Regions from separate parts of the Homo sapiens genome. Here region 1 is linked to region 2. A link is an interaction called in ENCODE POLR2A ChIA-PET data of the cell type or tissue named here. Cell type or tissue: OCI-LY7. All regions are shown on one strand. Each heading gives the region's core, and the rest is flanking DNA. Links, peaks and the distances in the headings are about the cores only. Region 1 overlaps NIPSNAP3B (nipsnap homolog 3B). Region 2 holds the start of LOC124902239 (a long non-coding RNA gene).

Evidence for each region. ChIA-PET counts read pairs that join two places held together with the same protein. Peaks named below come from ENCODE experiments on the same cell type or tissue, not always from the same donor. Only the 100,000 strongest peaks of a DNase experiment are listed, where the experiment ranks them.
Region 1: POLR2A ChIA-PET joins it to region 2 with 5 read pairs; 1 of 35 experiments calls an interaction of 5 or more read pairs at or near these places.

Annotation. Positions count from the first base shown.
Region 1 is chr9:104,768,525-104,771,443 of GRCh38, forward strand. NIPSNAP3B (nipsnap homolog 3B) reads left to right here. Exons shown (of 6, transcript NM_018376.4): 3 at 339-497; 4 at 2,325-2,474. Among named protein-coding and RNA genes, the nearest start is that of NIPSNAP3B, 5.9 kb to the left of the region's middle. In OCI-LY7, for the core only: no CTCF peak of the experiment used is centred there; DNase peaks (open chromatin) are centred at 1,337 and 1,577; H3K4me3 peaks cover 1,085 bases; H3K27ac peaks cover 1,997 bases.
Region 2 is chr9:104,915,319-104,918,237 of GRCh38, forward strand. The region is part of intron 1 of ABCA1 (ATP binding cassette subfamily A member 1); the gene reads right to left. It overlaps LOC124902239 (a long non-coding RNA gene), which reads left to right and starts at 2,383. Exons shown (of 3, transcript XR_007061706.1): 1 at 2,383-2,919. In OCI-LY7, for the core only: no CTCF peak of the experiment used is centred there; no DNase peak of the experiment used is centred there; H3K4me3 peaks cover 1,787 bases; H3K27ac peaks cover 1,175 bases.

The DNA.
Region 1 (2,919 bases), core at 209-2,708, 150 kb before region 2:
TGGAGGTAGATGTTATACTATTTTCTTCACAGAATAAGAAACTGAGGCACAGAAAGATTGAATAACGAACCTAATTCACACAACTTCCTAAGAAAGTCTTAGAGCCTATAAAGCCCATTCTATGTCAATTAAGTTAGTTTTTTACATTTCAACTCCCCTTTTAGACCATGAGTAACTTGAGAGCAGTTGTCACATATATTTATGTTGGCATCTCCAGCGACATAATAACATGGGGTTCCCATATGGCCTTGCACGTTTGCTGAACTGAGTAAAATTCAAGTAAAAATATGGGCGATTTTAAATAAAAAAACATTTTCTTAACTATTTTCCTCCCATAGATAATTTTGCTCATCGAGCTGAAGTTCGGAAAGCCTTAGCCAACTGTAAGGAATGGCAAGAACAATCTATCATTCCAAATTTGGCTCGCATTGATAAACAAGAGACGGAAATTACTTACCTGATACCATGGTCCAAATTAGAAAAGCCTCCAAAAGAAGGTGAGTTCTTCCCTCTTAGACTATGAGTTTTAATGAGTAAAATACTAAAGACCTAAAGTTATAAAGAGTAAAGTTCTATAGGAAAAAAATATATAATTCTTTGTTTTATATAATAATATATGATGAGTCTGGAGATAAAAATGAATTAGAGACTGGGCGCGGTGGCTCACGCCTATAATCTCAGCACTTTGGAAGGCCGAGGCGGGCGAATCACTTGAGGTCAAGAATTCAAGATCCGCCTGGTCAACGTAGTGAAGCCCCATCTCTACCAAAAATACAAAAATTAGCTGGGTGTGGTGGTGCATGCCTGTAGTCCCAGCTACTAGGGAGGCTGAGGCAGGGGAATGGCGTGAACCCAGAAGGCGGAGCTTCCAGTGAGCCGAGATCTCGCCACTGCACTCCAGCCTGGGCGACAGAGCGAGACTCCGTCTCAAAAAAAAAAAAAAAAAAGAGAATTAGAGTTCTAGAGCTCTTTGCTTATCCTTAAAACATTGAGCTTATCCTTAAACATTGCTTATCCTTAAAACAAAAAATGAAGTATTTTTCCATATTGAAATCTAACGGATGCCTAACAAAAGTTGACATGGTCAATACAGGTGAAAAAGTGGGGCTTGGGAGCTAGGAAAACAGGTGTAGGTAGATGAGTCGTAGTTCATGAAATTTTGTCACAGTTTTAAAATGTATAAACTTTTAAATATAAAAGTATTTTTTCCACAAAGTCAGCTAATCTTAAATCATTAAGTACATCTTTGCTTGTAAACTGACTGTTTTGGGGGAATGAATTAACTTACACTGCTAAGCTACATTATTGTAGTTTAACTTTTGTGTCTTCCTCTTTCTTGTTTCTCAGTTTGAAAAGATTTGTCTTCTTCCTGATTTCACTTCTTGCTCACTAAAGGAAATAATTACCTCTATCTAATTTTAAACAGAGGTCAGATTCGAAAAGCATAAACTAATTTAAATTTCATTTTATGTCTCCCATAAACTCAACTTTGTATTTTATTTTAGATTATAAGAGATTTGAAAAGTCTTGTTTGGATTCTAATGTACTTAAAACTCCCCTTAACTTTCAGCACTAAGTAAAACAGTTGACTTCTCAGTGTCAAGTCTTATTAATAGTTCCCTTCCTCTATGTTGTTCATAATTCTTTAGTAACTTTGTATTTCTTTCCTTTTTCTTGTCCAATCTACCTTGTCCTCTAGTTTCTTTCTCTCCACCCATCTTATACTTCTGGCCAGAAGGTAGAATGGTTTTTAAGCATTTACCTGGATATTTAGGAAGAATAAAACCATCTCCTTGAGGGTTTTCTTTTTTTCCTTAAAGGCTCAGACATGACTTTGGGTCAACTAGAAATAGAATCCTACCGGAGAAAATTATACAAAGGAAAAAGTTATTTCCTCTCAAAATTGAAAAGGAGAAGGAAATGTAGGATATCAGAAAGTACTTCTCTTATGCATTTCTTTTTTAAAAAGTGTAGACAGGCAGCTTGAAAATTCTGCTTCATTATACATTCTCAGTATCTGTTTTCCTGACAAATTTTATAGATTAAAAATATTTCAGAGTGTAGTTTATATATAGCTTCCAGTCCTTTTTCTTTATTTTCTTTATGATTAATTTTAACAACTGACCCTTAAACATGGACAAAGACTTTCTAAACATAAAAGCAAAGAAAAATAATGCAGAGAATCAATAAATGTGACTGCATATGTATGTATACATGGATTATCCTCTAACTTCATTGGTTAGCCTTCTAATGAAATCAGGAAAACCTGGTTAGAAATTGTTTGAATGTCTTCTGTGAAATAATTATTTTTCTCCCTATTCTAGGAGTCTATGAACTAGCTGTTTTTCAGATGAAACCTGGTGGGCCAGCTCTGTGGGGTGATGCATTTGAAAGAGCAATTAATGCCCATGTCAATTTAGGCTACACAAAAGTAGTTGGTGTTTTCCACACAGAATATGGAGAACTCAACAGAGGTACAGTTGTCCATTTGTTCTATGAAGTTGCCATGTGTATTAGATCAGTTCGTCTCTCTTTTTCATTTTGGTACCTGTTTTAATTTTTATCTCCAAATTTTTAGAGTTTGTTGTTTATAGGATTGAAAAAATCTATAAGCATCTTATTTTACATCTTATTTTTTTAGAATGTTAATACTTTATGGAGCCTTTTTCAAATGCTGAACTGGTGTTTGTTTTTTAACTTTTATTTTAGGTTCACGGGGTACATGTGAAGATTTGTTACTTAGGTAAACCCATGTCATGGGGGTTTGTTGTACAGATTATTTAATCACTCAGGTATTAAGCCCAGTACCCAATTGTTATCTTTTCTAATCCTCTCCCTCCTCCCATCTTCCATTCTCAAGTAGACCCCAGTGTCTGTTGTTTCCTTCTTTGTGTTCATAAATTCTCATCATTTAGCTCC
Region 2 (2,919 bases), core at 238-2,737:
ATTTAATCAAAGTTCCAGGGCAAGCACAGAGACACAGAGTCTAAGTCTTGCCCTCCAAAACTTACAAGCAAACTCCTTCTTTAGAATAACCAAAACAAACCCTCTCGCTGGCTGCCTCACTAAATTAAGAGAAGAAAGGGGAATAAGATCACAAGTTTAAATCCACTTACTTGTGATTCTGAAAAACAAAAACTTAAGGGTGTTTTTCTTTAAATATTGACTACATGAACTCTATTATATGAGGTCTGAGAGGATCCTACAAAAGGATCTGTATTATTCCAATATTATCAAGATTCTGAGTGTTCCTTATAGAAAAAACTACTGTTATTAAGATTTTCACAAATCAAACATTCTGTGTGCCAAAGAACAAAGTGGGAAAAATGGAACAAAAGTGGGAATAATTCCCAAAAATGGAATTATTGGGTTTCATTTTTGGTAGCCTCCTTCTGTCAACTGTAGTTTTGAAAAATTCACACAATCCAATCCCCCAAGCAACAACGCGCTAAGTGTTTACATCAGGTGAGAGCTGGTGTTGGTCACATATGCTATGAACTAGAATTGGACAATGTCCCAAAACGGAGTGCCATCTGGGGTCAGAGTGCCATGCCCTTCTCTGCAGACTCCAGGGACATATCCACTCTGCTTAATGGAAGCCACTGGAACCAAGTGTCAGACAGCCCTCTATTTGCTCCACAGAGAAGAAAGCCATGCTCTGATCATGTGAAATGTGACTGGAATTGTAAACTGAAAAATGGCACTAATTCCACTAAATTTGCAAATCCTGCAACAAGACTGACAACTTAATAAACAATACTTGACCAAAGGCTTTCTTTCTCGTGAACTCAAGGTTTTCACTATAATTAACACAATCATTAAAGTAAAAAAAAAATAAAAATAAAAACCCTGCCTTGATTCACAGTTAATTTTAAGCAGCCAACATCAACATCGGGTTTCAGGCTTTTGCATAAAGAAACAGCCTTTAGGAAACCCTCAACATTCAGGATTTTGTTCTGATTCAAACTTACAAAGAACAATTTTTAGTTGAGAGAAACAAAAAATTCCAGTTGAAAGACGCCTTAAGATTCAAATTGGACCAACAGACAGGAGAAATAAATGAGGCCAGTCCAATATTTAACATTTCAGTGTCCATTTTAAGCTGAAAGGAACAGACATCTACAGACACAATTTCTTCTTTCTCTCCTATAAAGGGCACTGTAATAGTTATCCTAAATTCTGGTATAGTATGAAGAAGCCTGGATTAAAGAGGCAAGAGACTAAGATTTTAATTTGCAGTTAATGGCAGCTGGAGAATAAATTTAGCACGCCATTCTACCACTGTGGGTAATGGAACAGAAAACAAGTCCTTTTTTTTGTTTCTTGACACAGAGTTTCGCTCTGTCACCCAGGCTGGAGGGCAGTGGCACGATCTGGGCTCACTGCAACTTCAGCCTCCTGGGTTCAAGCAATTCTCCTGCCTCCACCTCCCAAAGTGCTGTGATTACAGGTGTGAGCCACCGTGCCCAGCCAGAAAATATGTCTTTTTGATGAAGAAGCTGAAGTGGATGACCTTCTGAGTCTAAGAAAACTGTTTGGGACTTGGGTATTCAGTAGCCATGGAATATACATCCCAAAGAGCAGAAGAAACCGTAACACTAGACCCCAACATCAAAAATATGTTGCTATTTTCTCCCACATTGCTGGTAGGGGTGCAAACTGGGACACTTTGGCAACTTACATTAAAATGCTATGAGAGAACAGGGGAAGCATTCCTTAAAAGTTCTAGGAAAGGTGTTATGGAGGAGGTAGCATGAGAAATTCAGCCAAGTGGGAAAAGCACAAACCTGGGAGTCAGAGAGACAAGAGTTTGAATCCCTGGCTCTGCCATTAGCCAAATATGGAACCATGAACAAGTTATTTAACTTCTCCTCGGCTCAGGTGCATCATCTGAAATATGGGGCTAATATAATAATAGGCAAGCTCAGTATTTCCCCAAATGTGGGAGAGTTACACAGGATGAATTTAAGTGATATTCAGAGGATTTTAGGAGATGAACAAGCACAGTATTAAACATTGAACCACATCATGAGAAAATATGGTTCTTTTCAGCACTTCTTCAGCCTATATATAACATTCTTAGTACATTAAGGAGTAAGCGGCCGGGTGCGGCGGCTCACACCTGTGATTCTAGCACTTTGGGAGGCCGAGGTGGGTGGATCACCTGAGGTCAGGAGTTGGAGACCAGCCTGGCCAACATGACGAACCCCATCTCTGCTAAAAATACAAAAATTAGCCGGGTGTGGTGGCATGCACCTGTAATCCCAGCTACTAGGGAGGCTGAGGCAGGAGAATCGCTTGAACCCAGGAGGAAGAGGTTGCAGTGAGCCGAGGTGGTGCCACTGCACTCCAGCCTGGGCAACAGAGCAAGACTCGTCTCAAAAAAAAAAAGGAGTAAGCTTTTGTTTAGTCTTCTTTTTGACACCTCTTTAATGCTTGCTAATTCCCTTTTCAACAAAGTAAGAGAAGTCTCATTGTCAGCTGGGGCCTTTGGGAACCAATAGTTTATCTTATACATAGACTGTGAGAAAAATAATTTGTCTTCATCCTAATTATTTTTAAAATTACCTTTCATTTATGATAACTCATATTGGTTTTCCAATTACAGGTCAAATATAAAGTTATTTTAAAATATATTGATGATTACAAAAATTTGAGTCAACTTGAGTGGGCTGAAATGCTACCTATCTCAGAGTTCCAGTGAAAATTAAATGAGATCATATATAAGAAGAACTAGCCCATGCTGTGTTCCATCACCCACGGTCTGGTTGATGGGTAAAATTTCAGTAGGTGAGGAATATGAGCAGAAGATCAAGTGTGAACCAAGGCAAATACATGAGATGGACATGAGATTCCAGAACAATG